Linked DNA regions of Mus musculus: region 2 is linked to region 1. Evidence: chromatin loops called from intact Hi-C (ENCODE). Cell type or tissue: left cerebral cortex. All regions are shown on one strand. Each heading gives the region's core, and the rest is flanking DNA. Links, peaks and the distances in the headings are about the cores only. Region 1 overlaps Abcc2 (ATP-binding cassette, sub-family C (CFTR/MRP), member 2). Region 2 overlaps Erlin1 (ER lipid raft associated 1).

Evidence for each region. Hi-C counts contacts between places; a loop is a spot of excess contacts. Peaks named below come from ENCODE experiments on the same cell type or tissue, not always from the same donor. Only the 100,000 strongest peaks of a DNase experiment are listed, where the experiment ranks them.
Region 2: it touches region 1 in a loop (2.2-fold over the local background); 2 of 42 quality-filtered maps call a loop at or near these places.

The regions. Positions count from the first base shown.
Region 1 is chr19:43,826,460-43,837,904 of GRCm38, reverse strand. It overlaps Abcc2 (ATP-binding cassette, sub-family C (CFTR/MRP), member 2), which reads right to left. Exons shown (of 32, transcript NM_013806.2): 25 at 11,122-11,321; 26 at 9,898-10,024; 27 at 7,992-8,093; 28 at 7,351-7,494; 29 at 5,702-5,860; 30 at 3,874-4,040; 31 at 1,127-1,321; 32 at 1-477. The coding sequence ends at 348. Among named protein-coding and RNA genes, the nearest start is that of Gm10768, 6.6 kb to the left of the region's middle. In left cerebral cortex, for the core only: a CTCF peak has its summit at 5,326 (motif pointing left); a DNase peak (open chromatin) is centred at 5,306.
Region 2 is chr19:44,046,978-44,058,422 of GRCm38, reverse strand. It overlaps Erlin1 (ER lipid raft associated 1), which reads left to right. Exons shown (of 12, transcript NM_001164360.1): 7 at 2,228-2,301; 8 at 9,243-9,301; 9 at 10,697-10,788. It also overlaps the pseudogene Gm18230. Among named protein-coding and RNA genes, the nearest start is that of Erlin1, 17 kb to the left of the region's middle. In left cerebral cortex, for the core only: no CTCF peak of the experiment used is centred there; DNase peaks (open chromatin) are centred at 2,835 and 4,687.

The sequences.
Region 1 (11,445 bases), core at 2,216-7,215:
ATGGACAACTATGCCCGTACTTTAAAAAAAATGATAATAAGGGGGTTCTAGGGATCAAATCGGACCCTCACGCTTTCAAGGCAAGCACCCTAACAACCGAGCTATCTCCCCAGCTCAGTTGTGGATTTTCTAAGGTACCTGATACTATTTATTTAAGTATTTATTTATGATACCCTTTTAAGTGTATTTTTTTACAGGGTGGTTGAGACCAGAGATTGCTTGAGCCTTAGAGTTTGAGGCCAACCTGAGCAACAGCAACAAACTGTGTATCTGTGCCCCTATGACACAGTCACAAGAACAAAAGTAACTAAGAAATGTTCTTCTAGTCCGCTAGCCAGGGAGCACTGCTAGAGCTCCGTGTGGTTCACACTTTCAATGCCGGCTTCCTTGGCCATCAAGTAGAAGGGACCCATATTGGACAGCAGTTCTTCAGGACTGCCGTATTCAACAATCTTGCCGCTGTCTAGGACCATTATCCTGAAATAAAGAGGAAAGGAAATCTTTAGAAAGTCGCGAGTCTCCGCTTACCTAATCTGTAAGGACAACCAGGACTAAGCTGTAGTCAGTAAGTCACCAACAATGAATGAACCTCAGCAGTGAGCAGGAGCCAACAGCGGTGGCCCTGTGTCTAACGATCAGGTGACAACAGTCAGTGAACCACAGCAGTGAGCACTGGTCAATGGGCTAGTAGGGCTCTATGTCTAACACTCAACAAGGGGCCAGAGCAGTAGGATACATGTGTTTGCTACAAAGTACTTGTTGTTTAAGGATGCTCGGATTAAGACGGGGCTCCTTCCTCTCCAAACAGTTGCCCTATTGTAGGAAAGGTTGAGGCTGTGGTAGCTGGGAAGGCCCATGTCCACATCTGTCATCTGTGTAAGACTGACTAAGCTTCCCATAGTCCCAGTACAGTTTCTTATTTTATCCTTGGCCCCATTAGCTTTTATTAGCTTGATGTACAATGTTGGCTAAATGTATTAAAACTGTGAGGCCTCAGAGTTCCAAATAACATCGTTAAGCCTCCTGCTGTGGCGTGCCTTTGGGCTTCTAGCTGAAGCTGTGACTGTTGCTCTGGGTTAGGTTCTGCCCCCTCACTAGTCGCTGTCCATGGCGCTCACACACTCACTTGTCACTGTCCATGATGGTGTGCAGCCTGTGTGCGATAGTGATGACCGTGCACTGGGAGAACTCGTTCCGGATGGTCGTCTGAATGAGGCTATCCGTCTCTAGATCCACTGCGGCTGTGGCTTCGTCCAGGACCAGGATTTTGGATTTTCGAAGCACGGCCCTACCCAGGCATAGGAGCTGCCTCTGCCCTATGCTGCAATCAACAGAAGAAGCCTCATATAAGTTCCAAAGACTAGGGTGAAGGCTGTAGCTTGGGGTCAGTTTCATGATTCGATCCAATCTAGATTTCCAAAACGACTTCAAAATCTCCCCATGGCCACCGTTATAGGCAATGTTTTCTAAACGTCCTCAGTAAGAAGACTTACCGGGAATACTTGATTTAAAAAGTTTGTTTCTGGATCTCCTTTAATACAGATTTGGGAACAGCCTAGAGATGTACATTTCTAATAGGCACTCCAGATACTTTCATGTTCAAGCAAGTTTGGAAGACATTGCCCCAGAAACAGTGCTTTTTTTGCATTTGGCAAATGATAGCGGCAGTTGCCAATAACAGGAGCATACGCCGGCAGTGTCTGCCCTGACACCGCTGACATAGGGTGGCACTTCCTAAGGATGCCCCAGTGCCATTTCTTTGTGGCCTTAGCAAATGCATTCATTATTTTAATGTGCAATTCTAGTCTCAGGCTAATTATTTGTTTAAGACTTTCTGCCTTGATTAGAGACGACGCTATCTAATGAGCCTGGTGTCTTGGTGTGAGATGCAATGTATGTGGAATTCAAATATACTTGTAAAATGCAAATAGCTTTAATTTGGTAAAAGTCTATAATGAAAGCTGGACCTCTTGCTTACATAAAGGAGCTCTGGGAAATGATGTGAAGGAAAAATTTGGGAATTTGCTGATTACTCTTGCCTGCTGCGGTCATTAGGGATTGTAATAAACGGGTAGTTAGACTAACGTCCTGTAACTCCTCTGTAAGAACATTTCTGCCAGAGATAGGAAGCCAAACAAAATGAACTCCCAATGTTTGTCTGTAGTGTAAGATCAGGCACCCTGCAGAATCACAACTTAGCCGGGACCAAAGTTCTGCCCGGGTCAACTGTACTTTATGATCACAGTGCCACCTGGGCTTTCTTCTGCTCTCTGGTGCTCACCCCTGTCACTTATCAAAGGTGTTTTAATCTGATTTGTTCCTCCTCTGATATATGCAAGTTCTAATTCCCTAAACCAAGTCTGAAACGCAGGTCTAAAGTAAAAGCCCTAGTAAGAGAGTGAAGTATCTCTTTGCACGGGCAAGACAGGGAATGTCACTGTCACATCCTGACATAATGTCCCCCATGTCGCCCCTGCAGTATTAACAGTGTGGCCATTTATCCCATAAGCCTGCCTCTCCCAATATGTTTTATGTGCTTGGAAATCCAGGGTTGGGTCTGTGAGGTTTGCCTCTGTGTCTCCAGTGCCTGGCACATAGTAGGTATTAATACATATTTACTGACTGCATATTTGAGTGGTCTTTTATATAGGGCTAAACAGCTATTTAAGCCTTGCTGCCCCCTGTATCTGTTGCAAAGGAAAGCAAGACAGATGACATTTGCCACCAAGCCATGCAAGTGTCCCCTGGGTGAAGTCACCGTGGTCCTGGGTCCAGTTGGTTTTGAGGGACAGTCTGGACAGTGGAACTTAAGTTCTCTGGCTGAGTCCCTCAGTCTAGTTGGGGACCAGGGCTTTAAGCAGGCTTCTCAGGTAACAGCGCACAAGCCACCTGGGAACCTTGCTAAGATGTAGGTTCAGACTAGAAGGCACACGGGCTGAGCTTCCGTGTTCATATGAAGCTCCTACGTTTATCCAGAGCTTCCAGGCCATTTGTTTGATCTACTGATGCTTTAGCTGCTGGTGGTCTATGCCTGGCCTTCCACTGTGGAGGTACCTGGGTCAAAAGCAAGAACTGCCCACGAGCCACAGGCTTTGCCTAATGGCTCAGCTTCAGTATGTGAAGGAGAGCCCCAAACTCTCATGGGGAGAAGGCCAGAACCTTGCGTCAACAAATGCACAGTGAAGACCACAAGCCAAGTGTCAGGATATATATATATATTAAGGTAAAAACTATAAACTCAGAGAGTCACTGTTATCAATTTAAGGTGTTTCTGCAATGCCCAAGAGCTTTGCTGGCAGTAAATCTTATCTGTGTCCCTTTAGATTGGAGGTTCTCAAACTGAGATGCCTTTTATAGCCCGAGGGGATCTTCATGTCCCCATGTCCATCCAGTCTGTGTTTCATAACAAATATACCAGATTGGACCAGGGATCCAGCTGTTGCTGCTGAGCCTTGAGACTCTGGTTTCTGTGATTTTTCCACTAAAATGGCACTTGTAAGTTCATGTCATATAATGTCACAGAAAGGGCACATTTCATAACAACATGTGTTCCTGTGCATTTTTAACATCTGCTTTTTTTTTTTTTTTTTTCCGAGACAGGGTGTCTCTGTATAGCTCTGGCTGTCCTGGAACTCACTTTGTAGACCAGGCTGGCCTCGAACTCAGAAATCCTCCTGCCTCTGCCTCCCAAGTGCTGGGATTAAAGGCGTGCACCACCACACCCGGCTTAACATCTGCTTTTATCGCATTTTTACACATTAGGAATTTGATCTACACAGTTATAAATCCCACAATGCCAGATGGTATCTAAGACCAGAACATAAGAAACAACTCCCTCACACCCCCACACAGCCCGTGGAAGAAGTAGCTTACCTCAGGTTGTCACCGCCCTCTGTCACTTCATGGAGCAACCCAAGTTGCAGGCCAGCCACAAAGGATTTGAGATGAGCCAATTCCAGGGCCCTCCAGATCTCCTCATCCGAGTATTTGTTGAAAGGGTCGAGATTCATCCTCAGATTCCCAGAGAACAAAATGGGGTCCTGCAAGTTGGAGAATGGGAAGCCATCAGGGCTTATGTCAGCAAAGGGCTCAGTCATTCTTTGTGGCCAGGAGAACGTGGGTAGGAGTGGTCTGGCATGAACTCTAGGCAGGAAGCTGGCTCACGATTGAGCTTTTGGAAGCCTCTGAAGGCCCCGAGTACCTGCAACCGGAACACTAAACGGGGTGGGGGGTGGGGGTGCGGTGGTCCTTGGTTTGCACCTGCTTCGTTCCGTTCTGGGACCCACTTGTAGACATCCAGATGAAAAGACCATCATTTCCTGAAACAAAGCCTCCTGGCTTAGGACAAGGGAGACCAAGAGACATAGAAAGAGATTGTGTAGTCATCTGAGAAACTCTTATGTTTTGAAGAGGCCACAGAGAACAATGCACTAAACTAAGAAAACCCGGGGCCTGACAAGATATTCTCACGCACAAGCCCGAGTTTGAGTACCCAGCATCCCGCAGAAAGTGGAGCCTATGTGCTCACGCTGAGAGGGAGAGAGAAGCAGAGACTAGAGGCTGTCCGGAGATACCCACCACTGAGCTAGTCAAAACAAAACCTTTAAAAGGCCAAAGACAAAAATCCTCCTGAGGGGCTTGTGGTTAAAAGCACTTGCTACTTAGTATTCTTGCAGAGGATCCAGATTCAGTTCCTAGCACCCACACGGCAGCTTACAACACTCCTTAACACATGATCTTAATGCCAGGCTTCTGTGAGAGCCAGGTCCAAATGCTCTTAGATACACACAGGCAAAACACTCATAGCACATAAAATAAAACATCTTAAAACAACAGCAACAGCAGCAGCAGCAGCAGCAAATCCCAAAACGGCGAGCTACAGGTTCCTCGAGAGACCTTGTCTCAGTGGAATAGAGGGGAGAGTGACAGAGAGGGCATCTAATGTCACATTGTACTAAGCAACATTAAACCCTCCACAGGCACCAGGCCACAGTGCAGAGGGAGCGATGGTTCTCCGCCTCCTGTGAGTGGAGAGGTCTCTGTGGCAATTCTTAACTCGGTGGGGTCCATAGAGCAAGCCAAAGGGAGGTCTTTCTTGCTGATACGATGAATGTTCCGCTTGCTGGCAAAAACCCGCAGCAAATTCCCTCCTCTATCTTTTAGCCGCATCAAATGAGGAGTATAAAGCTTAATGACTTCAAGCTTCGGCGGCAAAATTGCTACTGCTAATTACAAAGGTCTCAGCAAACCCTGATGGGCTAACAGAAACGCCAACTAATCATCTGCTCTATCCGAGTGCTGGCGCGTTGCTGCCACCTACTGGTAGCTTCTAGCAGCCACCGGTCACATGCAAAATACAGAACTTTTTAGTCGAGAAACAGAATCTCGGGGAATTCGTCTGGAATCGTGGTATGAAGATGAATCTTGATAGTCAACTTTTGGGAGAGAGTGTCTATATTTGACACTTGGAGAGTGCAGACACAGTAGGACCAGCCGTCCCACATGCCTACTGCTATGCCTTACCACCAAGAACTGTGCCCCTTCTCAGTGAGCCGAATTAACCCTTCCTCCTGTAAGTTGTTTCTTGACAGGTACAATGACAAGAAAACTAAGCAATACAACTGCCAGAGTTGTTTTTGTAATTGAATGCATGTCAGTGTTTCCCCACTGCGTGTGCCCAAGTAAATCCTCGTTAACTAACCTGGGGAATGATGGTCAGTCTCCCTCGAAGGTCGTGCAGTCCAATGGAGGCAATATCAATCCCATCAATGATGATCTGGCCACCTGCAGACTCTAAGATTCTGAAGAGGCAGTTTGTGAGGGATGATTTTCCAGCTCCGGTCCTGCCCACCACACCGACCTGTGAATATAGTTCATTTACATCGACTTCAACATGCAATTCTCGGAGGAAAAAAAATTTAGCCTATGTATTCACAATCGCACGTGATAAAAAGAACCCCATACCAAATATATCAAATGGCTTTTAGTTTTGGTGAGAGGGAAAAAATGCCCAGATGTCAAGAAAAAAAATGGCTCTCCCATACTCCGCCTGAGTTGTGTGCTGAAGACCGTGACCGCTGGAAATAGACAAACCCTCTTCTCCATTGTTGTCACCGCCAATCTTGACAGTCATAGCTTATTCCCTTTTTAAAAAAGATTTCATTTAAAAAGTAGACAGAGGGCTGGAGAGATGGCTCAGTGGTTAAGAGCACTGATTGCTCTTCCAAAGGTCCTGAGTTCAATTCCCAGCAACCACATGGTGGTTCACAACCATCTGTAATAGGATCTGATGTCCCATTCTGGTGTGTCTGAAGACAGTGACAGGGTACTCACACACATAAAATAAATATCTTTTTTTTTTTTTAAGTAGACAGAAAGGAACTTTGGGATGGCTCCGTAGGTGATGGCATTCGCTGCTAAGCCAAATGACCCGAGTTCAACCCTTGGAACCCACACGGTGGAACAAGTTGTTCTGTGTCCTTCACACATGCATGTGCACACCCACAAAATAAATAAAAATGTAATAATTTATTTTGTATTACCTCTCTTGTCTTCTGAGAGTATAATTACATTTCTCCCCGTCCTTTCTCCCCTCCAAGCCTCCCACACACACCCTTCTTTATTATCTCTCAAATCCATTGTCTCTTTTCTCATTAACTGTTGCTACACGCATATATGTAATGCACATATTCACATGAATACACAGACGTACATCCCTAAGCGTGAGCTGCGTGGTCTGTGTAACGCCGCGTGTATGTACGTTTTCAGGGACGGACATCTGCCGTGTGCTTCCTTGGGGATGGCTAACTCTCCAGCTCTAAACTGCGGAGCACTTCATGGATCTGTGTGTCCCCTTCCTTGCTCGGGGGCCATGCTAATCTGCCCATGATGCTCTGATTTGAGTATCTGAGCTGCCAAAGGGAGAACTGGGTTGTTTGTTTTGACTTTTAGTAGCGGGAAGGAAAGACTTGTCACCAGATGAGCCTTGGGTCACCCCTGGTCCTCAGCCCCCTTGCCCAGGTTGATTAATTGATGGATAGCTTTGCTCCATTAGACCTGTAAGAGTGTACTCAACTTCAAAGACCAGAACACTAGACTCTCTCCTGCTTAGGCTCAGCAGTTCTGCGTCCAGGTCTGAGACTTCACACCTTAAGCCCGCACAGGAAATGAGCCCCAGTGGGCTGGCAGGGAGGCAGGATCCAGCCCTCCGGGTGGGTCCCTTCTGCGTTCCCAGAGTACAGGAAGAATCCCCATTCTCTCCCTGCACCCAAACGGCGAAGGCCTGGGACCCTCCTTCTGTGCCCGGCTATTCCCTGAGTCCTCCCAAGCAGAGCCGTCTTTCTCACCCACCTTCTCGGTGCTCTTGATGTTACAAGTAATCCCTTTCAGGACCAGATCCAGCTCCGGCCGATACCGCACTTGATAGTTGTTGAACTGGATCTCACCTTTTTTGGGCCAATCTGCCGGAGGCTTCTTGTCGGTCACCCACGGCGCCTGGCAAGGGGAAAGGATGAGAAACGCTGGACGTGGTAAGCAGTCCAGCCAACAGCTGCCGTGGGACTCATAGCATTTGACAGAAGGGTAGCGGGGACCTCTACCTGAGTGGACTGGGCTTTTCTGACTTTATTCAATAAGATACCCTACAAGGTTGCTCTATGGGTTTCTAGAACGGCACCACCATTTAGGAAAACTGTTTCCTCCTCTTACATTTGAAGAAATTAAGTCCTTTGGGTTAGAGCATGTGAGACTTGAAAGTTGTTCTTTAAAGCTAAAGATGCAGCTGGGCGGTGGTGGCCCTCGCCTTTAATCCCAGCACTCGGGAGGCAGAGGCAGGCAGATTTCTGAGTTCTAAGCCAGCCTGGTCTACAAAGTGAGTTCCAGGACAGCCAGGGCTATACAGAGAAACCCTGTCTCGAAAAACCAAAAAAAAGGTAAAGATGCCCTCTTGAGAGCGTGTTGGGGACCTCCGCCCGAGTTTCGATAACTCTCACCTCATTATCCACATTTATGTATTCATTTATTCGCTCAACAGCCACGATGTTGGTCTCTACTTCTGACGTCATCCTCACTAGCCAGTTCAGGGTTTGTGTGATCTATAGAAGAAAAAAAATTATATCAAGCATACACCACAACACACACATATACACATACCACACACAACATACACACACACATACCACACGCATATACACACACATACTACACACAACACACACATATACACACACCATACACACACATAATACCATACAACACACACACACATATACATATTCAGGTTCAGAAACCACCTCAGTTAGTTAGTTATACCACAAGGTTAACTGAGCAGTTAATTTATATTCAAGGGCTGTGGTGATATAAAAAGGGTAATTCTTTTTTAATTCTTATTTTCTTAGCATAGAAATAAGACCAGTACACTGATTGGCTGGGTAACAATTGAATACTCAACTGTGTGGTGCTCACATGAAGGGCAATATGAACTCTGAATCGTTCAGGGGTAAAGCTTGGGTGAAAGAGGTTGGCTCTTGGTGAACTGGTACGAGAGTTCAGGTCTCCTGCCTGCAAACCTAGTGTATTTGTAGAATTGTAGATGGTACTCTACAAATGGGGGATACCATGAGAAAAGAATCGGGGAACAAGCAGACTTTCAAGCAAGCTGCTGTCTCTCTCTTAGTCATCAAGGTTGGGTCTCCATATGGTCCCTTGTCCTCCCTGGGTCTAGATGTCTCCCAGCCACCACACGGATGTGTTTAACCACATGGTGCAGGCCAGTCTGCAGTACTAGGATTACTCAGACATGAGCTTTTTCAAGAAGGCATTGAGAGCTTGCACATATCACAGGAGTTTTGTGGAGTGAAGGAGAGCTGAGAGAGAGAGAGACAGCCACACACCCCAGACCAGGCCATGAAGACTAAGAGTGGCAACTTTGTGTAGGATGAACCATGTATAATTGCTGACACTTGAATATTTAATCTTGGTTCAATCTAACGGTGTCCTACTCTGCCTTGACTGTCTTGAGGGATAAATAAAATGGCAAAAAAAACCAAGTGACTCTGGGGTGCCCTCTCATAAGCCTCCTTGAGCTTCATTAATCTCTTTTGTGTTTGTTTTTATTTTTGTTTTTGTTTTCTGAGACAGAGTTTCTCTGTGTAGCCCTGGCTGTCCTGGAACTCACTCTGTAGACCAGGCTGGCCTCAAACCCACAGACACCCACCTGCCTCTGCCTCCTGAGTGCCGGGACTAAAGACGTGCATCATCCCCTGCCTGCTGAGCCTCACTAATTTCTAATGTCAACAGTGCAGTATAAGCACATGAAATATAAGGTACTTGGAAGAGCTGCATAGTGAGATGGCGTAATGTCCAAAGTAGCTAAGGTGGTGCTAAGCCACAGTCTCACACGCTGGGATGTAAAATGTCAGCCTTTAGCCCCCAAGTGTCCTGCAGTGCCGTAGTGACATTTGTTATATGCTTCTGTCAGAGTCCTCATAATAATTTTGTTTTTAACTTGTTCTGTGATATAAGAAAAGCAAACTCAGGAGTTGTTTGACCAAAGGATTTTTCTCATTAATCTGATATTCCAGAGAGTAAATGTATAATCTCTGAGGACTGGAACCAGTGAAGGAAGCAAAATGATCAAGAAACCATTGACATAGAAACATTGTCTTTTCCAGCCGCTAGGACAGTAGGATCCGTGCCTGCTCTGGCAGATGGTACTGTGCCTACTTAAACAAGGTAAGCAGAGTGCTCTCAGGTGAAGACTAGGAGCCAGGGTTTGAACCCGTCTTCCTCGTCCTTCTGGGTCAGAAAAGAATAAAAGCCATGCGCTCCTCACTGCATACACATCAGACCTAGAGTCAGATTGATTGACTTAGCCAGACTTTCAGTCCTCAGACTCACGTTGAGGGCGTTGGACAGAACAAAGCCCACAGTGTCCCCGGTTAAGGAATTCTTATAAATAACCAGAAGCAAGGCCGAGCAGAAGACAATCAGGTTTCCAACCAGCTCCAGGCGAATGGCAAGCCACCTGCGCAGTGACGGAAGCAGAAAGAGAGGGGTCATAGGTCTCTACTCTCTCGTCTGCACCAGGAACCTGGGGGCTCATAAAACACTCTTAGAGGCTTCAGTTGGTACGCTGTGCTCTTAGGAGCGACCTCATTTTGGTTTAGAAATACTTGAATCTTTAATAGTCCATTACATTGATTTTTGAAGGAAATAAGTAACATTTTAAAGGTTCTAGAAGAGTCTCCTAAGCTAAAGGAATCCTACAATGAAATACTTCCCCAAGTCCCAAGTCATAAAAATTACATAGGGCAAATGCTCAAAACCTAACATACAAATTCATCTAAACTATTTTTAGCCCTTTTGGATGAGACCTGATTCAAGGGCCACGTGTGAGTTAAGTCTAACTGGAACCTCTGACCTCTCCATGTTCCAAATAATATGATCACCACTGGCCTGCCCTTAACAACTCAAGCCACTGAAGAATTTCTGTTCCCTGGATCTTTCTCTTTCAAAGGCATCCCTAACTGCTTGTCACGGTCTCCTGATTCCCAGTCTGCGCAGGTGACCTTCTCCCTTCTTGTCATTTGCATCTTACTAAACTTCCTGACTCCCCTCCCTGGGGCCTCTGCATCTTCATCACCTTTGAGCATCGTGCCTAGGAAACGTCTCATCTCCCAGCTCAGGGAACCAAACACAAGACGTTCAATTTACCCAGCAATTGAACGGTACTTGAGTTTTCAAATACTCACATATGTCATGTGACTTTTACCATCACTGTGAGACACACTGAAAAAGAAAGACAATGCTATCTCCTTATCGAGGGCATGGCAATTCACCTAGCTTGCTCAATATGGGCCTGGGATGAAGAACCAGTCTGTAACTCCAAAGTCCGTACTTTCTTCTTTCTATTTACATAGCTTGATAGGTCGTGTGTGTGTGTGTATGTGTGTGTGTGTGTGTGTGTGTGTGTGTGTGTGTGTGTGTATGTGTCCATCCGTGTCCATCCAGGATGCATTTTATACCACTGGCTATGCCTGCTCTCCCATGCCAAATGTCAGACTGTCAGACATGCAGAAATCTGAAACATTCATTTAGGTAAATCCTTAAGGGAGGCCTCACCGGTTGGAGGTAATCCAGGAAAAGACGCATTTCTGGTTGGTGTCAATCTGCTTCTCACTGTTTGCTAGAAATCTCTGCTGGTGCTCAAAGGCCCGAATAACAGGCAAACCAGAGACAGTCTCACTAAAGTGAGAATAGATCGGAGATTTGGTGACAGAATCCAGCCGTCTCAGCTGGCGGGATGTAGCCACATAAAACACCTGAACTCAAAAACCAAGAGTCAGTTAGTGACAGTCCCCTTCCTTCTCCCTCTCAGCGCTCTGCCACCAGGCTATATATTTTGAAGGCTACCCCTCAAAATAGGAGAGATGGCTCAGTGGTTAA
Region 2 (11,445 bases), core at 2,575-7,574, 220 kb before region 1:
GCACTTGGGAGGCACAGGCAGGCGGATTTCTTGAGTTCGAGGCCAGCCTGGTCTACAGAGTGAGTTCCAGACAAAGAAACCCTGTCTCAAAAAACCAAAAAGAAAGGAAGAAAGAAAAGAAAAGAGAAGAGAAGAGAAGAGAAGGAAGAAAGGAAGGAAGGAAGAAATGAAAAGAAAATGACTATTCACATGCTATATTCTATTTTTACTGTGCTAGCTTATTAACGATATATTCGGGAGCGTGCTGGCTAGTTGTATAGTTTAAAGTCATTTGGGAAAGGGAGCCTCAATAATTAAAATACCCCCCAGCAGATTGGGCTATGAGCAAGCATATGGAGTCTTTTCTTGCTTGATGATTGATGTGGGAGGGCATAGCTAACTGTGGTCCTGGGTGAGCAAGCCCTAAGCAGTGTGCCCCTGTGGCTTCTGCTTCTATTACTTGCCCTGCTTTGATTTCCTTCATGATGGACTGTAATCTGTAAGATGAAACAACCCCTTCCTCCTCAAGTTGCTTTCGGTCATTGCGTTTTCTCACAGCAATAGAAACTAAGACACAGGCGTTCCTTAAGATCCACTTCCAGGCAATTTGGATTCAGGATTTGTTCAGACAGCCAGGACCTGGCATGTAGTTGTAGTCACAGCTAAGATTATTACACAAAGGATAAGGATAAAAACCAGCAAAAGTAAGCGGCATAGTGTGCATTAAAAAAGAAACTTCATGTGGCTTCTAGGAATCCTGTCATTGTGGAGTCACAGGCTGTGCCTGATTCCTTAGTAACAGCCTGTGAGACATGTGAAACGCTGACTGCTGGGCAAGCGCCTTAGACACTCAGCACCTCGAAATTTCCCTGGGGGTTGATCGTATAGACGCCCTCTGCCAACCACATGACAAACTTCTAAGCCTCTAAGGAAAGAGTGTTCCGCACAAACTCCTGTGTATAAACCACTTTACCAGCTCTGTCATAGAATGAGAGTCCTCTCCAGACCCACACTTGCAAGCACAAAGGGCCATAGCACACTGCTATGCTGCCTTCTGTAAACGTTTGCAGTTGGGATTATGTAAGTTCTAACCAAGGAATCACGTTTATTGCCTTTGGTGTTCATTTCTGCATGGGATTTTAGTTTATTTTACCTCAGAGTGAGGTAAAGGGATGGTTAATCAATATAAAGTTTACCCAGCGAGGGACTGGTAAGATTGCTTCGGGAGTAAAGGTGCTGGCCAGCAAGGCTGATGGCCACAGCTCAATCCCTGGACTCCCACAGAGGACGGAGAGCCAGTAACACACAGATAAACAAAATGTAAGTAAGCCAGTTGCTAGCTTTTGATGACTGGCAGCTACTGCAGTGCCTGGCTTGTCACACCACTGGTTGCTTTCTTTGGTAATGGTGAAACCACCCTTGAGGTGATTAAAACTTCATCCATTGGGAGATCGAGTAAAGTAATCGCTTCTTATGGTTGAATTGATCTGTTCTTCAAAGACTTGCCTCTCTCGTTTGCTTGTGTTTTTGTTTTTTTAGACAGGGTTTCTTTCTATAGGCTTGGCTGACCTGGCACTTGCTCTGTGGACCAGGCTGGCCTTGAACCTAGAGATCCACTTGCCTCTGCCTCCCAAGACCTGGGATTAAAGGCATGTGCCACACTACCTGTACTTAAATTCTGATTTTAAGTTCAAAGTGATAGTAAGGTGGTAACCAACAGAAATGACATCTACTTATTTGTGTAAAGATTAATTTTAAAATTATGAAAATCAATAATACATAGGCTAGATGTGGTGGTGCACCTATAATCCTAGCACCTAGAAAGCTAAGGCCGGACAATTGTGAGTTTAGACCAATCTGAGCTGTGAGAGGAATAAGGCATTAGGAAACTAGAGACTCAACTCCTTCATTTATTCAAAAGCTGCCTTAGTCAGTAATTACTAATCTAGTAAACGTGTTAGTTAAGTTATTCAATAAACATTGACCCAAAGTTAAATTGAACTCACTAGGTAAATATTTCCAGGGTAAACTTAGAATGGCTGTTTGTCATCTTTCTTAGTATGTAATTTCTCAAAAAATGCTTTGTATTCATCTCATTTAAACATGATAAAAACTTTGTTTATCAAGTTGCTTAAGCTCTGTGACAGAGCAAGAATGGAATCAGGGTCTCTCCTGACTGGTTTTGTTTTGGTGTCAATTAAAAATAACCAAATATCATGAGATTTGTTGTTCTTGGCTTCAAAAACAGATCAAATAGATGAAAACCTGAAGCAGGCCCTGCAAAAAGATTTAAACACCATGGCCCCAGGTCTCACTATCCAGGTAAGCTACTTCCTAAAAGTTATTCCATGCCCCTCCCCAAATTTCTTTCTTGAGAAGTTCATTATTGGTATATAGGAAACATAATGATTTTTGTATATCAATTTTGTATCCTGCTACTTTGCTAAAATGTTTATACGGCCTAGGAGTTTCTGAGTCTTTAAAATCTTTTAAATTTAGGCTGAGTATTTGACTTCTTTTCTTGTTGATACCTGTTTATTAATGATAACCCATTAATAAAGGAGTCCTAGCACAGTTATGACTAGGAGCACTATACTGGGTCCCCTTGTCTCAGTATATTTTCTCTATTTGTTGGGTGGATGTCCGAGAACTGTCTGCTCAGTTCATTAGCCCAGTTGCTGATCAGCTGATTTGATGTGCTTTGCTCTTCTTGTTTTGTTTTCATGTGTATGGGTGTTTTGTCTGCATGTGTGTCTACACCTTGTCTGTGCCTGGTTCCCTCAGAGGCCAAACAGGGCCTCAGTGCCTCCGAGCTGGAGTTAGATGAATCTTAGCTGCTATGTGGGTGGCTGCCATCCCTGGTGGCATACCATTTATTTCTGTCTCTTCTCTTACCAAAATGAAGAAGTTGGATTCCCTGTTGTATTCTCTCAGCAGACTTCTTGGTCCTCTGGCTCCTACAGTCTTTCTGCCCCCTCTTCTGCAATGTCTCCTGAGCCTTAGGTGTAGGAATTACTTTGTAAATGTCTCAGTCGGCCCTGGACACCCCATGATGTTTCTCTTTGCCCTTTGACCAGTTGTAGCTCTCTGTAATTGCCTGCCACAAAGATAAGTCTTTCAGCATTTTAGTGGCTTCTCACATTGTGTAAGGCTAATTTAGATAACATTAAGAAACCATTACTTTACATTCATATTCTTAAGATGGAAGGCTTTGATTCATGTGAAATCATGTGATTTGTTTTAGCATTAATTATGAGGTGGGACTTCGATTCCTCCCTATCCTAACTGGGTGACAGTGATCTTCTGGTTTTTTTGGGTCCCTACCCCCTTTTCTACTTGCTCTTTTGCCAGTAGCTAAGATCTTTTGAATTTATTTATATTTATTTTTTATTTTTAAAAAAATCATATAAAAATTGCTGTAGCCTTGAAATATGTTGTTTTTTTTAATTTTGTCTTTTTATCCAACTATTTTTTTCTTATAATATTTGGAATGCAGTTTTAGACCTTCAGGTTTATTGGTTGTGCTCACTTAACTTTTTATTGAATTTTAAAATTTGCTAAGGTAAATCATGTATGCAGAAATAATGGCCTTTAGCATTTCTGCCATTTTTATTGATATTTTTAAACTATCAGTTACCTAAGTTGGTGTTTAATTTATAAAATATAGTTACGGGTTTACTTGATCTCGCCATTTTTTGTTTCTTTTAGAATTTTTGATGCAGGGGAAAAATTCATATCCTAAATGAAACTTCAAATATCTACCTTGTGGAATTTACTGTCTCTAATACATTTTGCATTAGATTTTTTTAAGTTAATATAGTTATGTCAAAGTCTTGATTTAATTTTTTCCTCTAGACTTAGTGATTTCCTGATCTTCAGGTCATCCTAGTTAAGTTCTCTTTGTAGTACTCATAATTACTTGAAATTTTCTCATTCATTCCTTTTTTTTATTGGTTATTTATATTTCAAATGTTGTCTCCCTTCCCCATGGGAGCACCCTCATTTCCTTTTTTTTGTTTGTTTGTTTCCTGTCTCTAAAAATTTTAATTCAGTGAGAGCAATCTCACTTTGTTGTTCACTATGTATCCAGTGTCTAGAGAAAAGAGCCGTTGGTACGGAGTAAATGCCTGCTGAATATTTCTGTTGTCAAATAGCTCTGGCTGTGACAGCCCGTCCTTGTTTCCTTTTCTGTCATTCCACCCATTTTCCTTCTGGAAAAATTATGGTGGCAACGTAGAATAGTGAAAATGGCTATACTTGCTTTCTGTGTTACTTAACAGAGTGAGTTGTTATATGCTGACACTGAGTTGAAATCAGGTAAATTCACTTCATCAGCTTCTTCACCATTCCTGCCACTGTGTGTACATGCATGCATACGCATGTGCACCCTTGTGTATGTGTTAGTCATTGTTTTTTGATACATTGTCTTTTTGTTTTCCTTAAATATCTCATGATTCAATCAACTCATGGTATCTGCTATACTGAATAGGATGTCTCCCAAGATTGGCAAGCTTGTAGCATGTTCTGCCTCAAACATCAAATTCTTTAAAAGGTCCACTATGAAAGTCTCAGAATGAAACCAATTATTTGTACAATTACTGCACACACACACATACACACACACAAGGTATTCTTATTTTATGCTTCTTTTTATAAGGCTGAAAAGATAGTTGGCAAGTCTTTAAATATAGCATGTCTGTGTTCCTCTGAATCACAGCCATCCAGAGTGGAAGTCGCCGTCATGTCTGCTGTTCACACCGGGAAACCTGTTATCTCATAAATTCTGGTTCTAAATTTTTGACTTCTGAATTTGCCACTGAATTGTCTTTATGACCTCCCCTGGTTGACGTTGTCCCACAGAGCCTTACTCTATCCCACTGTGATCCTCAGACTAGTATGACAGTCCTCAGTATTACCTACAGATTTGATTGTTCTCTTTCACATGGGAGATGCTGTGCTGCTTAAACGTTTTGTTTTTGTTTGTGGTTCTGAGGCCCCACCCCAAGGACTCCCTGATGCTAAACAAGCATCTTGTCCTCTTAAAGATGTTTTGAATGCTTGCTCTTAAAACCCTTGTGCTTGGCTCTCTGAGTGGTGGGGTGTTGTGGTCTAGGTACTCCAATCCATTAACTCCTCCCAGGATGCATTAGGGCAGCATCTCAGCCACCGTAGTTTTTGTACCTTGTTAATCTCTAGACTGGGCACAGCCATATTTGTCAAGGGTTTGGGTGACCAATGGGTACCTCAAAAAGAACTTCTGCGGTTGATTGTTCCCCTCCACACCTACCCTTGTAGTCCATCAGGGTCAAGAGGACCCAGGCAATTTAAAGAGGGGCCTAGCGTGCCACCTTCATGTCCACTAAGCCACGGGGCAGCCGACCGACATAAAGAGGAATAAGATCACAGTGGGTAATGTGCCTGTGGACCTTAGACAAGAGGTAGAAGAATTATCTTGGGGCTGGAGAAATGGCTTAGTGGTTAAGAGCACAGATTGCTCTTCCAAAGGTCCTGAGTTCAAATCCCAGCAACCACATGGTGGCTCACAACCATCCGTAATGAGATCTGACGCCCTCTTCTGGTGCGTCTGAAGACAACTACAGTGTACTTACATATAATAAATAAATAAATCTTAAAAAAAAAAAAAAAAAAAAGAATTATCTCACTGGAAAGTTCGAGAAACTATATTTTGGAAAGCTACTTCATTGTAAAAGAAAGGAACTATTACACAGCATTACCCATCTCTGCTTCAGATCTTCTCATGAACTTAACAGTGATGTGAGAGATTTTAACCATGATGTGAGTGCCATTCTGTCGGGATCTGTACGATGGACTCAGTCAAGCTTATGAGCTCTGCTTTAGCATCCAAAGACTGGCTCCACCTTTGCCCGGTCTGGAAAACATTTTGCTTCTACAGACATTAAATGATTTGGTTCCTTCTGGCCATGGAGACGTGTCTAGATGAGCCAGACATGATGTCCTCCTCCACTGTTCATCCTGTTCAGGCAAGTCAAGCCAGTTAAATAATGAGAAGACTTGGGAGTCTTCACCATGCATTATTTCCTGCCTGCATATGAGTCAGAATAGTCGCCTCTGAGGCTCTTATTCTCAGAAGGTCAATGTCATCCAAGTAGAATTATGCTCATCTTCTTTGGATCTGTACATTTTTCTACAGCAAATGAGTCACTGTGGAAGTTAGGCAAGAAGCTCATTTGCTAGGACCTGTGAGCGCTCTGAGGGGCACTGGACTCTAGGGGCAGTTTTGAGGAGCCATTAGTAAAGTGTTTGACAATTATGAAGTCATTGAAAATGCCCCTATTCTTAAGTACATTGTATAAGGAGAGAGCGCTCTGGTAAAATAAAGCCAAGAACCAAGCTGCCCTTTTTTTTTTTTTTTTTTCCCAAGCTGCCCTTTTTTTTTTCCAAGCTGCCCTTTTTAGGCAGAAAGTTTGGAGGCCCTCACACCTTCTCAACCTTTCTAATGCTGCGATCCTTTAATACAGTTCCTCATATTGTGGTGACCCCCAGCCATAAAATTATTTCTTTGCTACTTTATAAGTATAATTTCTGTCTCCCAGGAGCCCAACCAAGGCAAACATGGCTTAACTCAAAGAAAGATCAGTCAAATACTTGATTTTCTCCATCTCTGCCTTTGGGTTAGAGAGGATAAATTCCAGCCTTCTGTCTAGGTAATTAGAAACTTACAGGTTACGAAGTATTCTGTGTTTGTGCTTTGAAAGCCACCGCCAACTTGAAGCATTGGCCCCTCCCTGGGGGAAACTTGAGGATATTTTACCAATGTCTGGAAATATGCCCCAGAAATTGGTGATCTCTGTGTCCCAGCTGTAGTAGTAGGGAACTTGTATGCATTTTCACAGATAGCCTGAAGAAATCGCTTACCTTCATCCTGTTTGTTTCTAGGTGATTTCTCCAGTAAGGGCTAGAAATTAAACAAAGAACAGAGATGGTTTTTTGGTTTTTTGGGGTTTGTTTGTTTGGTCTTGACTTTTGTTTGTAAATGAGGAACCGAGTGGTTTTTTAGAACTCTGCAATGGCAGCAGCATTTCTGTATTTGGGGGTTTTGCCTTCAAGTATGTCTGTGCACCACATGCATGCCTGGTGCCAGGAAGGATATCAGATACCTTGGGACTGGTTACAGTTCTGAGCCATCACGTGGTGCTAGGAATCCACCCTGGTTCTCTGAATCTCTTTAACCATTGAACCATTTCTCCAGCCCTCAGAGGTTGAGATTCTTAGGTCGTCAGAAGCTTGACAAATGCTTGCTTGTGTGTTTATGCTTGGGAATCCAACGCATGATGCTGATTCTTAGGGTCTAAAATCCCCTTGTGATTTTTTTCTACAATGCTAGAGAATTCCTTCATTTTAGAAAAACTTAAGCAAATGCATATGCATTTTTTTCTAGTCTTTTAAAATAAACAGTCTTTACTACATCTGTACTATCAGCTTAGCTACTGATGGAGATATTATTTTCACTATAGACAGGGTTAAAAAATTAACCATGAGTAAACTGAGAAAGAAAGGATTGTTGAAAATTATGGGCTGATGAAATAAATAGCTCAGCAACTATTTATTGTTGAAACACACTATTGCCTGGAGCCCACCTAGTACAGTACAAGTTTTCCTCTGGCTTCTGCATACATGTACACACAAAACAAGTGTAAAAATGTCTTTTAAAAAATTGGAAGTTTTGAAAGTTAAAAAAAAATAAGGTTCATGTGCTTAAAGGCTTTGTTACTTAAACATTTAGCCAGTTCTCAAAGAGAGATCAAATCATGAGTTATGTGTGTGCAGTATCAGTGGTAGGTGCAGGATGTTTGGTTAGCAAATGCAAAAGCTTCCGGAGATAAAGTCCTTAGTGTGGGCAAGTCAGCCCGTAAAAGCAAGATTCCAAATTGATACCCTAATTATGCCGAAGTCCACTGTGATTAGAACAACAACAACGTATCAGTAAGAAATACAGGTTAGCCTGGTTCTAAATGGAGAAAGAAAGAAAGAGAGAGAGAAAGAAAGAAAGAAAGAAAGAAAGAAAGAAAGAAAGAAAGAAAGAAAGAAAGAAAAGAAAGAAAGAAAGAAAGAAAGAGAGAGAGAGAGGGGGGGAGGGAAGGAGGGAGGGAGGGAGGGAGGGAGGGAAAGAAAGAGGGAAAGGAAAAAAGGAAAAGAAAAAGAAAGAAAGAAGAGTGCAAGCTCAGAGGTGCGAGTTTCCTTTTGAGGTGGGGTGGGATTGAGACAGGGTTTCTCTGTGTAGCCTGAGAACTCACTGGCTGTCCTGGAACTCACTCTGTAGACCAGACTGGCCTTGAATTTAGAAATCCACCTGCCTCTGCCTCCCAAGTGCTGGGACTAAAGGTGTGGGCCACCCCTGCCCGGCAGAGTTGCTAGTTTCCTAAAGCAGTGGTTCTCAGCCTTCCTAACATTTGAATACAGTTCTTCATGTTGTAGTGACTCCCACCATAAAATTATTTCATTGCTACATCAGAACTGTAATTTTGCTATGTTATGAATCATAATGTAAAAAAATGTCTGACATATGACTCCTATGATACTCAAAGGATATCTGATAGGTGACCCCCAAAGTAGTTGTGACCTATAGGTTGAGAACCACTTCTAAAGCTTTGGGCTGCTTTATACATACAAGCAACGAATTGTAACTTTAGGAAGTGACCTTTGGCTAACTGGACACAGAATTTAGTTGCACACACCGGCCTGGAATTTTCATTGCTTTTAACATAATTTACCTCTCAACCTTGTTCCGTTGCCTGACTTCCCTTCTTTGGTTTGCAAATTTGAAATGGCAAATAAAACTCTCCAACTACGGAGGTTTGTAAACTATTTTCTAAGGGGAACTTCCCAGTTTACTTTCTTTCAGGAGTAAGGTGGTTTTCTCTTGAGGTCTGGCACCTTTTGAGTAAACTGGTAGTTCATCGTTGGCTCTGTGCCAACAGAGTTGTAGATTTGCTAGTGGGATCCTTGTGTAAGTTAGTGGAGAACTGTGTTACAGTTGTTATTTAAATGAGAGCCCTAGGAGGAGCTCTCCTGTAGAAGGCTTGGTCAAAGGACTTCCATTGTTGCTGCCTTCTGTTTGGAGTTTTGTTGTTCTTCCCTAGGTCTGTCTGTGTAGCCCACAGTGACCTTGAACTCCCATCTGATTGACTAGATTATATATGTGTATGCTACCATGACTGGTTTGAATACTTATTTTTCATATATATTTTGGCTTTTCACTTTTTTTTTTTTTTTTTTTTTAGGCTGTGCGTGTTACAAAACCCAAAATCCCAGAAGCCATAAGAAGAAATTTTGAATTAATGTGAGTAACACTCATGGGGTCCTAATATTTCTATTTAAAACTGTTTGTATATTAATGTAACAGTCTAGGGAAAAGATAGAAAATGCTTAATTTGGGATTGGATAAATAGCTGTTTTCTGTACTTTAGTAATATTACCTTTTGTTTCTTAATTCCCGGTAAATTCTACTGGATTTCTCTTTATGTATGGGCATTTTCAGAGCAGCACTCAGAGATGCAGCTTGTTGGGAGATGATTGTTGGAGATACAAAGAGCTATAATCTATATATAAATAGAGCCTTGGATGAAATAGTAATAAAGCAGAGAAGCCTGTTAATGTGGAAAAGACTGTCCTTTTTGTTACTTTATTATTATGATAAGAATAGATAAGTCCCAGGGAATTCAGTACCTTCTGCTGGCCTCCATGCCACTGCACACACACACATACACACACTGCACAGAGGCAGGCAGGCAAAACACCCATACATATTTTTAAAGGGGGGGGGATCTTTTTTTAATGAGTAGATACTTAGTTAGTATAAAGCTTAGGGATTTTTTTATTCTTTTGTGATAGTTGTAGGGAGGTTTTGCCTGAGTTTGAGTTGACTCCTTTGTCTTTTTAATGTGTACAGAACTGGGAAGAAAGAGGTTATCTGCCTGATGTGGGATTAGTTTCTAAGTATTATAGAGGATCTCTTTATGATAATATTTAAAATATTTGAAATAGCAATATTCTCATAGATTATATATGAAAGAATAAATACATTTAAAATTTTTGGCTGTTGAGAGGAAAATAAGTGATGAAAAATGAAATGAAAATAACTACAATGAAAAATAAAAATAAATGAAAAATAACTACAAAAATCAGGACTACAGTAGATGAGGGCTGGGGATGTGGCTCATGGCAGAGTGCTTACCTGACATGCACAGGGCTGAGTCTCTCACACACACACACACACACACACACACACACACACACACACACGCACGCACGCACGCACGCACGCACGCACGGGGTGGGGAGATGAATATAGCAAGTTTCTAGTCTATCTTTTGTTGTACAGTTTTAGTTCCTCTGTTTGATTGTAGAGTTATGAAGTGTCAAGCTGAGAGGTAGATTATGAATCTGAGCTGCTATTAGAAGTAATTTTTGAAGGATCAGGAAGGTATCTTAAACTTTACATACAATTGCTTCCGCTAATAGATGAATCCTATGGGTTCTCTCCTTCCTCCCTCCATCTCTCGCTGCCCCGTCCCCTCTCTTTCCTTATTCAGAAGGGTCATATGCAGGATACGCTTGCGTTACACTCTCAAACCTGCATGTTACTGTACTGTATCCCCAGGACCACAAAGCAGGCAAGGTGGTGGGAAGAAGGGAAAGGCAGAGCCTTTTCTGATTTGTATGTTTTACTTCACAGGGAGGCAGAGAAGACAAAACTTCTCATAGCTGCACAGAAACAAAAGGTGGTGGAGAAAGAAGCTGAGACGGAGAGGAAAAGGGCTGTTATAGGTACTTGGATCTATTTGTGAAATGAATGACTCTGTATTGTGACTTTGTCCCGTGCTTCATCAATTTCATGTTGACAGTGAGGGGACATAAGACAGCATTATGTGTAGTGGAGAATTCTGCAACCTTCATTGTACGTTCAGATGTCCTTAAACCTTTAAAGTAAGTGAAGCCAGTAGATAGTAAAGTAGCCTAGCTCCTTTTCAGTTTACGGTATAATTTCACTCTGTGAGCAGGAATCCATTCGGGAACTCCTGCTGAAGAGTTCACACTTTGTAGTTTGTTCTTACTGCAGCACTGCTGTGTGCTGACTGCCTTTTCAGTGCCTCTGCTCGCATGCAGGAGCTTCTTAGCAGTGTGACTCAGCAGAGGGTATGGGACAGGCCTGTACCAACTCTTTTTCCTAAGCCATAATGAAACTGTCCAACTCCTGAGAGAATTTAAGAAATTCTTAAAGCATTTTCACACAGTTAATTTTTTGTGAGTTTTACTTTTTTATTATTTTATTTATTTACCTTTCAAATGTTTTCCCTCTACCCATCTCCCCTGCACAAGCCTCCCACCTCCTTCCCCTCCCCTTTGCCTCTGAGAGGGTGCTCACCCACCCACCTACCCACTCCCACCTCACCTCTCTAGCATCCTACTTCTCTGAAGCATCAA